Regions from separate parts of the Mus musculus genome. Here region 2 is linked to region 1. Evidence: chromatin loops called from intact Hi-C (ENCODE). Cell type or tissue: heart. All regions are shown on one strand. Each heading gives the region's core, and the rest is flanking DNA. Links, peaks and the distances in the headings are about the cores only. Region 1 has its middle 8.1 kb from the start of Scoc. Region 2 holds the start of Dnajb1 (DnaJ heat shock protein family (Hsp40) member B1).

Evidence for each region. Peaks named below come from ENCODE experiments on the same cell type or tissue, not always from the same donor. Only the 100,000 strongest peaks of a DNase experiment are listed, where the experiment ranks them.
Region 2: it touches region 1 in a loop (2.9-fold over the local background); 8 of 42 quality-filtered maps call a loop at or near these places.

The regions. Positions count from the first base shown.
Region 1 is chr8:83,448,093-83,453,466 of GRCm38, forward strand. It overlaps a transcript of Scoc not described here. Among named protein-coding and RNA genes, the nearest start is that of Scoc, 8.1 kb to the left of the region's middle. In heart, for the core only: CTCF peaks have their summits at 2,063 (motif pointing right), 2,266 and 3,210 (motif pointing left); no DNase peak of the experiment used is centred there.
Region 2 is chr8:83,606,615-83,611,988 of GRCm38, forward strand. It overlaps Dnajb1 (DnaJ heat shock protein family (Hsp40) member B1), which reads left to right and starts at 1,561. Exons shown (of 3, transcript NM_018808.3): 1 at 1,561-1,928; 2 at 3,200-3,780; 3 at 3,975-5,374. The coding sequence starts at 1,718. The coding sequence ends at 4,205. Gm42029 (a long non-coding RNA gene) reads right to left here and starts at 1,236. Exons shown (of 3, transcript XR_878996.2): 1 at 1,156-1,236. In heart, for the core only: a CTCF peak has its summit at 2,101; DNase peaks (open chromatin) are centred at 1,577 and 2,057; H3K4me3 peaks cover 3,291 bases; H3K27ac peaks cover 2,428 bases.

The DNA.
Region 1 (5,374 bases), core at 115-5,114:
ACAATAGCAAAGGTACAATTATGAAGTAGCAACAAAAATAAATTTATGGTTGGGGGTCAGCACAACATGAGGAGCTGTGTTAAAGGGTCATAGCATTAGGAAGAATGAGAACCACTGAGCTAAGAGTAAACATGGAAGATCAGAGTGGACACAAAAGGCCTTAACAGATGCTCAGAAAATCCTGCAGCGAGACAGACTGAATCACTGGGATTCCTACCCATGGCAAGGAAACTTACGGTCTAAAGCTGTAAGTTCTACAAGTCCATAAGGTACAAAGGACCCAGTGTAGACAGAATCGTTCCTCAAAGGAAGAGAGGGCACACCCTACATTATCTCAACACTTATTTTTAACCTAATTTAATGAAATCAATAATGGTGTTGGTATAAAGATGTCCATACAGAAACAAAACCGAATAGGGCCAGGAAGAAGTGCACGCATTGATTCATATAGCTAACTGATTCTCACAGTGGTATCAAAGCAATCTCATGGAGAGAGGCTTATCTTCAACAATAATGCTTCAACAACTAGATATCAATATTGGGAGGTAAGCCTGAACTTGTACCTCACAGCATACACACACACACACACACACATACACACACACGCACACAAACACAATGTTAATTCAAATGGACATGGTCTAAAATGAAAGCTTAGATTATCAGTTTTTAGAAGATAGAGAAATCTTTATCAGAATTATACTGGAAAATCTTTTTTAACTTTTTAAAAAGATTCTATTTATTTTATGTATCTGAGTGCTCTATCTGCATGCACACCCGTGTGCCAGAATATGTATGAAGTGTTGCTTTGAAGAGCACAGAGAAACCAGGGTTATAATTTTACAACAAAATGGTCCCACTAGGTAGCAAAGCTCTAAAATGCTGGGTTGCTAAAAAGATTTTCTTCAAATTGTCCTAAGTCTCATTGTAATCTACGAGCTGAGATAGACTCTCAGTAACCCTGTGAGATAAAAGAGGTCAGTTTTTGGAGTTCCCTCAGCTTCTGTCAAAGTCTGGGATCTTAAACCACTTGTGAGCTGATGGGCATCTTGTTTTACGGCTGCTGAGAGGCCTGGGCGAGAGACTCGACCCTCCTTACACCCCTGCATGAACTTCATTCTGGGTTCCCCGTCCACGTCTCTGGGTGTCGGGAGGCTGCAGCCGGCCTCCATATGTAGTGTGTTGTGATACAGGGCCAGAACCTTGATCTTGGAGATCTATTGCTTCTCCAGAAAGTGTAGCAAGCTTTTCTTGGCCCAGGGCTGGCCCAGGCATTGAACAGTTACTCTGGAAACACTGTCCATTGAAGTCTGAGAAAGGGCTTCATACTCTTGATATGCCCACAAAAATACAGTGACCCCCAGGGTCCATGGCCCCTAGAGTCCATGGTAGCACCTCTCTCAGGAACCTTCTACCTGACTTGACTTCAGCTCTGTGGCAAATTCCTGTCCCCACCCCTCCATTATATAGCCCTAGGGAAATTTCTCCAAATGTCTCAGCCCGGGAGGGTTCTTTAAGTTTAAAAAGGAGAAGTCCACTAGCCAGAGGCTGGGCACGCATCAGCAGGAGTGATGGCACTTTAGGAATGCCTGTGGCATGAGTCAGGTGGCCTTTTGTAGCTTACTCCTTCCTGGCCTTTCTTTTACACCATTTAATCTAACTTCTCCACACTTCCAAGTAAGAGCCTTGGCTGGGGTGAGGGCAGTTGGTAATTTACCGAGCTAGCATGAGGACTCGAGTTCAGTTCCTATGACTTGTGGAGACAACCCCATGTGTGGTAGTGAGCACTTTTAATTCCCTTGTTGGGGAAGAGATTGTTAGACCCAGGCTGGGTAGAGACTGTCTCACAAACACTAGATAGAGTGGGCCCCTTAAGGTTGCCCTGTGGCCTCCACAAGCACACTAGAACAGGGATATGTGCACCAACACAGAAACGCATGCACATATGGGGGTGTGAACAAAAACCTACATGTGATTTGTTTTAAACAATTGGCTAAACTGATCATTTCTAACCACAGGGAAATAGGCCCAAACCACCCTCTGCTTGTCCTGGCAAAGGCAGAAAGTTCTGAAAAGCCTTGCCACTAGGGGGCCAAGGCTGGTCTAAAATCCAGCAGGAACAAGTTTAAGTCTTAAGAGAACTTAAGCTATGGGGGGGGGGGGGAGGGGGGGGGAAGAATTCCTGAAGTTGAGCACAGAATCCAGTATGCCTCAGACTCATTCCCAACAAGAGTCATGAACCTGGGTTTTCCTTGTGACAGTGTGAGTGGATCACAAACAAGCAGCTCTCAGTGGGAGGGAACATAGTACACGTCTCTCTCATCCACAGACGAGACATCTGCCTGGATCATTGGTACAATGTCTTTTCCATCCCAAGAGCTTTATGCCAAAATAAATGTTACTAGATATTTGCTAACAGCTCTCATAGATCACAGTCCAATCAGCAGTTTAACATTTCATGCAAATATATTTGTGGTTCTCCTTTAGATTTGGTGTAAAAGGCCTATCATGTCCCCTTAGTGCTGTATTAGGGAAATGACAGCCCTAGGCTCAGGCAGACACATGTTATAATCCCAGCACTTGGGAGGCAGTGTCAGGAGAGCTACAGATTCGTGACCAGCCTGGACTACATGGGCCGACTGCACCTCAAGTCTCTGTCTTAAACAAAGCACATTTACCTTTGCTGTGCCACTTCAGACTACAGAAACAGAATTCAGGTTTTCCCTTTTATGTCCTCAGGGAAAACAGGATAAACAGAAGGGAAGTGTTCTGGCCTGCATGCATAGCAACTGGAGCTGAACAGAAATCCCTGCATCTGATTTCTTATATTCCTGTGTTCTGTCTACAAATGGAGCTCCACTGCCCAGCACCTAAATGCAGTCTTGAAACTCTGTCTGGATGGGTATTCCGCCCTGGGGTCTTCATTTTTCTGAGTTGAGAGAAGCATGGGTGCTTGGCATGAAGGGACAGCACTGGGTTGCCACACTGTCTTTTCCCCTGAGAGTTCAAACTGCTTTCTATCAAAAAAAAAAAAAAAAAATCCCACTGCTTCTCACTGCACCTGGCAGAGGGGCAGAGAGCTCCAGAGGTGGTGGCTGTCCAACTTCATAGAGCATGCAAGGACAGCTAGGGGTTAGGGGGAAGTAACCTCAATAAAAGAAAGAGCCCTAAGGTCTCCATGTTGGGGATGGCACACTACTGACCTCTAGTGGTAAAACTAATTCAAAAACATTTCTTCATACGCAGAACTTTATGCTTCATAATTTATTCATACGTTATGTGACATTTTCTGCTTGTTAAATGACCTTGTCGGCACAGGGAGATTTGTGTTTCTCTACTCAAAAGGCATGATTTTTTTAAATTTCTGATAGAACATTTTAGCCGGTGAGTTGTCAAAAAGATTTGAGAGGTTTTGGGGTTTTTGTTGTTGTTTTCCATCCTGTGTAGAAAATGAGATCAGAAGAATAAAGTCCCCCCGACTCTCTGCAGGATTGAGACTGAAACTCTTTTTTTTTTTTTTGAAACTATGAAACTGTTTTCTTCCTTTTATTTTGAAAATGGTATCATTGGACAAGAATCACAGTTAAATGGAAGTTATGGTTTCATTGTAGAATAATGGTATATAAAAAGTACACTGTCTATTTTTTTTCATTTTTTATTAGGTATTTAGCTCATTTACATTTCCAATGCTATACCAAAAGTCCCCCATATCCACCCACCCCCACTCCCCTGCCCACCCACTCCCCCTTTTTGGCCCTGGTGTTCCCCTGTACTGGGGCATATAAAGTTTGCAAGTCCAATGGGCCTCTCTTTCCAGTGATGGCCGACTAGGCCATCTTTTGATATATATGCAGCTAGAGTCAAGAGCTCCGGGGTACTGGTTAGTTCATAATGTTGTTCCACCTATAGGGTTGCAGATCCCTTTAGCTCCTTGGCTACTTTCTCTAGCTCCTCCATTGGGAGCCCTATGATCCATCCATTAGCTGACTGTGAGCATCCACTTCTGTGTTTGCTAGGCCCCGGCATAGTCTCACAAGAGACAGCTACATCTGGGTCCTTTCAATAAAATCTTGCTAGTGTATGCAATGGTGTCAGCGTTTGGATGCTGATTATGGGGTGGATCCCTGGATATGGCAGTCTCTACATGGTCCATCCTTTCATCTCAGCTCCAAACTTTGTCTCTGTAACTCCTTCCATGGGTGTTTTGTTCCCAAATCTAAGGAGGGGCATAGTGTCCACACTTCAGTCTTCATTCTTCTTGAGTTTCATGTGTTTAGCAAATTATATCTTATATCTTGGGTATCCTAGGTTTGGGGCTAATATCCACTTATCAGTGAGTACATATTGTGTGAGTTTCCTTGTGAATGTGTTACCTCACTCAGGATGATGCCCTCCAGGTCCATCCATTTGGCTAGGAATTTCATAAATTCATTCTTTTTAATAGCTGAGTAGTACTCCATTGTGTAAATGTACCACATTTTCTGTATCCATTCCTCTGTTGAGGGGCATCTAGGTTCTTTCCAGCTTCTGGCTATTATAAATAAGGCTGCTATGATCATAGTGGAGCATGTGTCCTTCTTACCAGTTGGGGCATCTTCTGGATATATGCCCAGGAGAGGTATTGCTGGATCCTCCGGTAGTACTATGTCCAATTTTCTGAGGAACCGCCAGACTGATTTCCAGAGTGGTTGTACAAGCCTGCACTCCCACCAACAATGGAGGAGTGTTCCTCTTTCTCCACATCCACGCCAGCATCTGCTGTCACCTGAATTTTTGATCTTAGCCATTCTGACTGGTGTGAGGTGGAATCTCAGGGTTGTTTTGATTTGCATTTCCCTGATGATTAAGGATGTTGAACATTTTTTCAGGTGCTTCTCTGCCATTCGGTATTCCTCAGGTGAGAATTCTTTGTTCAGTTCTGAGCCCCATTTTTTAATGGGGTTATTTGATTTTCTGAAGTCCACCTTCTTGAGTTCTTTATATATGTTGGATATTAGTCCCCTATCTGATTTAGGATAGGTAAAGATCCTTTCCCAATCTGTTGGTGGTCCTTTTGTCTTATTGACAGTGTCTTTTGCCTTGCAGAAACTTTGGAGTTTCATTAGGTCCCATTTGTCAATTCTCGATCTTACAGCACAAGCCATTGCTGATCTGTTCAGGAATTTTTCCCCTGTGCCTTGTCTGGAATAACAAAAAACCTAGGATAGCAAAAAGTCTTCTCAAGGATAAAAGAACTTCTGGCGGAATCACCATGCCAGACCTAAAGCTTTACTACAGAGCAATTGTGATAAAAACTGCATGGTACTGGTATAGAGACAGACAAGTAGACCAATGGAATAGAATTGAAGACCCAGAAATGAACCCACACACCTAT
Region 2 (5,374 bases), core at 129-5,128, 160 kb after region 1:
GCTTTCCTTGCCTCTGGGACAGCTCTTCTGTTCAGTATGTACTTTGATTTCTAGTCACCTATTTTGAAGGCAGGCTGGCCTCACAGGGAGTCCTCGTGCAGCAGCATCCCTGCACTAGACTACAGGAATATGCCACTGTGCCCAGGCTGTCGCTATCTCTGTATCTTTTTGTTTGTTTGTTTGTTTTTGTTTTTTTTCGAGACAGGGTTTCTCTGTATAGCCCTGGCTATCCTGGAACTCACTTTGTAGACCAGGCTGGCCTCGAACTCAGAAATCCGCCTGTCTCTGCCTCCCAAGTGCTGGGATTAAAGGCATGCACCACCACTGCCAGCTCACTATCTCTGTCTCTGTACCTTTAAAGACACTTTCTCTACAAGTGTTCCCTAGCTCCAAATCCATGGGGAGGCGGGGGGCAGGGCTCAACTGGTTCGGTTTTCATGGGGTCAGTACAGTTAGGAAAATCAAAACACATACACCACACACAGCTATACCATTAACGGAAGGCTAAAGTCATTTTTCTCAGGGGTGCCTAGGGCAAGGGTTATCTGACTCTCCTCCTACAGAGCTTCCAGAAAGGGAATGTCAACAGTTGTCCACTAAACAAGATGATTAATCATCTCTTTCAAGAACACCCTTTGTCCCTTGTCTTTAACAAATGCAGAATAATGTCAACTTCACCATATTCCACGACCATTCCCTTTGTACAGATGACCACACTGAGACCAGAAAAGCTACTCTACCAACCCAAGGTCACACAGCCAGAAAGTGCTAGGATGAGAGTCAGTCTTTCATGCACTTTCAGGCAGTCCCATTCCCTGCAAGAACCACCAATGACTATTCCAGCTTCTCTATGCCTTCCAATATCTGAAGCTCTCTCCTCTTCCTCACTCAGCTCCGTCCTTGACCGCCATCATCCCAGACTTACAAAACCAAAAGCAAAAAGCTATACTATATCAAAGTATTTGGAAATATTTACGAAGCACCCAGTGGATCTTTAAAAAAATCACGCAGCCCTGGTGGTAAACTCAGACGGCAAAGGAAGTGACAAGTATCAGAACGCCAAGAGGCGAGCTAAACCCAGTAGGAATTAGTAGGAAGTAAGATAAACCGGAGAGGCAGCCCGACTGCAGCAAGCCCAAGGCAGACCAGTCTCACCTCGCTTTACAGTAACGGCCTTACGGGAAAAACCAAGGGCTACGGGCAGAAGAGGGCGGGGTGCCTATTTTTATCCCTGGGTTAGAGCAGGAAAGCTTAGAGGTACTTGTCAGGTAGCTACCACAAGTCACGCAGCAGAACCTCCCAGCCGGCGATAACCTGGGGGAAAGGGTGCGGCCTTTCGGAGAGGCCCGTCTCTGTAGCCCCGCCCCTCTTCGCGCCTCCACCTGTCCGCAGAGAGAGAGAGGGTTGCGATTGGCTGGATCCGCTACGGAGGCGGAACCCCAGCAGCCGGCGCGCGCGCCCGAGGAAGGCGTTGACCAGAGTAGAGAGGGAAGGGGCGTGGCCCCGCGCGGAAAGCCGTTGGCAGCCGGGTCCCACCCCGGATGTGCTGCGTCACGGAGCGGGCCGCAGCGATTGGCCGGTGTCGTGCGGCGCATCGGGAGGGGCGGAAGGTTCTGGAGGGCTGGCGGGATCTGGAAGCTTCCGCCGGACGGGTATATAGAGTCCGGGACGGGGCAGCAGCGGAGCCGGAGGCGGCGACAGCTGGGCGGCGGTGGCCATGGGCAAGGACTACTATCAGACGCTGGGCCTGGCCCGCGGCGCGTCCGACGACGAGATCAAGCGAGCCTACCGCCGCCAGGCGCTGCGCTACCACCCGGACAAGAACAAGGAGCCCGGCGCTGAGGAGAAGTTCAAGGAGATCGCCGAGGCCTACGACGTGCTCAGCGACCCGCGCAAGCGCGAGATTTTCGACCGCTATGGAGAGGAAGGTACGTGTGCGCGCGGCCGGGGTGACCCGCCGTTTGACAGGCGGGGAAACCGAGGCACTCGGAGCCTCTCCAAGACCTCGGCCGGGGACAGGCATTCCGGGGATCTAGCGGCGGCGCCGCCTCCTTCACCCTCTGATCCGCGGCCTCAGACAGGAGGAGGAGCTCTGGGCGCGCCGCTGGCACAGAAGCTTCTAGCACGTCTGCCGCAGCCCCTCCCGGTCGGTCGCCTGCACAGCGCCGGAATGGTGCAGATGGAGGGCGGCGGTCGCGATGGGAATGAAAATTGCCCGAGTATTGATTCTCTTTCCTAGCCGCAAGCTCAGTGTTCGCTCACCCAGGGTTGAGCCTTTTTGGTAACAGTGCGTAGGAGCTTCTCTGTAAGATGGTAACAGCATAGCTGGGAGGATGGAGCAGTCACGTAAACCTGGTCGCACCGAGATCTAGAGGCCTTACTACCGAATATGTTGTCAGGAAGTAAAACGGAGTAGTGTGTTTCTTGCTCCTATTGCCATTGGGAGTTAAAAGACTTGAGATTCGTCCTTGACTAACAAGCTTTTTAATATATACATAAAATCCCTCCCGCTATAGTTCCTGTGGCCTTTTTACTAAGAGCAAAACTTGTTGAGCAGAGTGCGGGGGCTCACACCTCCACATGGGAAACCGAATTAGGAACGCTGTGAATTTGCTTCAAATCAGAGCTACAGGGTAATAAGCTCCTGTTTCCAAAGGAACCGGATGTTGTGACAATCCCCCCTCTGGGGTATTTGAGTCAGGAGGATTGCCTTGAGGCTACTCTGGACGAAAGTTTGTGTGTTACGTGGCATTGACAGTAATACATGCAAAAGGAACAAAATGTGACCATTTATTTGAGACAGGACCTCACTGTTGCTGGAACTTTGTTTTTCAATTTATTTGAGCGTGTGCCTCCGTGTATATGTGTATACCATTCACATGCTTCTAGAGAAGAGGGCATTAAAGGTCCCGGAACTAGAGTTAGACCATGGTCTGCTGCTATGTAGGTGTTGGAAATTGAACTTGGTTCTTCTGCCAGATGAGCCAGTGCTCTGAGCCATTTCTCCAGCACCTCATGGTGGAGCTCTGGCTTGTCTGGAACTTGCAGAGATCAGTCTGCACTTGTCTTGAGAGTGCTGGGGTTCTGAGCTCTTTGTTTCAGGGGTTTTATGTTTTATAAGTGTGTTGAAGTGTTGGGGGTGGAGGGAGGTGGGGCTGACTCTCCAGCAGTAACCCTGACTTGTGGTTTTGGTTTCCAGGCCTGAAGGGTGGTAGCCCCAGTGGAGGAAGCAGTGGTGGTGCTAATGGTACCTCTTTCAGCTACACATTCCACGGAGACCCCCATGCCATGTTTGCTGAGTTCTTCGGTGGCAGAAACCCCTTTGATACCTTTTTTGGGCAGCGCAACGGGGAAGAAGGCATGGACATTGATGACACATTCTCTAGCTTTCCAATGGGTATGGGTGGCTTCACCAACATGAACTTTGGACGTTCCCGCCCTTCTCAAGAGCCCACCCGGAAGAAGCAAGATCCTCCAGTCACCCATGACCTTCGGGTCTCCCTTGAAGAGATCTACAGCGGCTGTACCAAGAAGATGAAAATCTCCCACAAGCGGCTGAACCCTGATGGAAAGAGCATTCGAAATGAAGATAAGATCCTGACCATCGAAGTGAAGAGGGGCTGGAAAGAAGGGACCAAAATCACCTTTCCCAAGGAAGGGGACCAGACCTCGAACAACATTCCAGCAGACATCGTCTTTGTTTTAAAGGACAAGCCACACAATATCTTCAAGAGAGATGGTTCTGATGTCATCTATCCAGCCAGGATTAGCCTTCGGGAGGTAAGGTGCTAGGTGGGTGGAGGAGTCATAAAAAGAGATGGCTGCTGTGAGAATAATGGGTTGTGGGGTTGGGGGGGCTTTGGAGTGGGGTGTCAGCGGGCCTGGTCTGGTAGACCTGACCCTTCTCCGGACGGTCTGGAGGAGTGAAGCTCCTAAGCCAGCCACTGCCTGACACTGTCCTTTTGCTTCCCTAGGCTCTCTGTGGTTGCACTGTGAATGTCCCTACTCTGGACGGCAGGACCATCCCTGTTGTATTCAAAGATGTCATCAGGCCTGGTATGCGGCGGAAAGTCCCTGGAGAAGGCCTCCCTCTCCCCAAAACACCTGAGAAACGTGGAGACCTTGTTATCGAGTTTGAAGTGATCTTCCCGGAAAGGATTCCCGTCTCATCCAGAACCATCCTGGAGCAGGTTCTTCCCATATAGCCACCTGCACTCCTCAAGGACTGAGCCAGGGGCTTTCAGAGCTGCAGATCTCCAGACCGTTCCACTGGTTGCATACTGCGGGAGGGCCCAGGGAGGGCTTTTGCTCTGCCGAATGTTTTCCACAGAATATATTACAATCTTTCAAAGTCGCGCACTAGACTACAGTGGTTTTTCGAGCGATAGGCAGGCGGTGGGAACAGCAGCCCTCCTGGAATGGACCCACCCTCTGCACCCCAGCTCCTGCCCAAGGGTGTGAGGCAGGCCTGCAACTGGACTCTTGCCCTCTGTTGTCCTTAGTCTGGCTGTCATGTGACAGTGGTCCGCCATCTCAGTTGCCAGACCCTGTGCACTAGTCAGTCTCCACTGTGTGGGAGGTTCTTGTTTTATCTGTATTTGTCCCATGCCTTGTTCCTCCTCCCCAGAAGAGTCCTGTCTTGTCTTGGCCATCTCAAATTGAGACCAATTCCCTAGGACTGCCAGGCCAGCATCACAAGCAATACCTGGTTGCAGGACCACAGGGCCAGCCTCCTTCCAGGTTCTGGGGCCTGGCCAGCCAGGAGATCCCCTGGACCTCTGGCTCCATTGACATCAGATGGCTGGCTTACAGTCACAGTACTTGCTGGTCCAGAGGTAGACCTTGGCCACACCTGGCACTTCTCAGAGGCACAGGTGATTTTGTGTGTGTGTGTGTGTGTGTGTGTGTGTGTGTGTGTGTGTGTGTGTGTGTAATGGACTCTGAACTCTAGAAGGATACAATCCTTTTGGATTTTGCACAGTCCTAGATCTAATCCCTTTTGATAAAAGGGTCTTTGCTTCTGATGAAAGGAGCACTGTGGAACGTATGTAAATATGTTTTTATAATTCCATTGGAAGCTGGTGTGCACTCAGACGAAAGCAGTCCCTGTCAACTACTGTCCAGGGCTGTGATGGGATCAGACCTGGGCGTGAAAGTATCTGTTCTTTGGAGCTAGCCTGGTGTTCTGACCATTCAACTCATTGTAAGTTGCCACTACCAACACAAGACCAAAGTGTGTGACTTGTCATTATGCAGTGTGACAGCATTAAAGACTGATGCTAAACCTCAGGGGAGCAGTCCTTCGACTCTGTTTGAGGGCTTTGCTGGGGGGAGGAGCGGCATGGTTACTGTTCTCATTCTCAAAAGAAAGCTC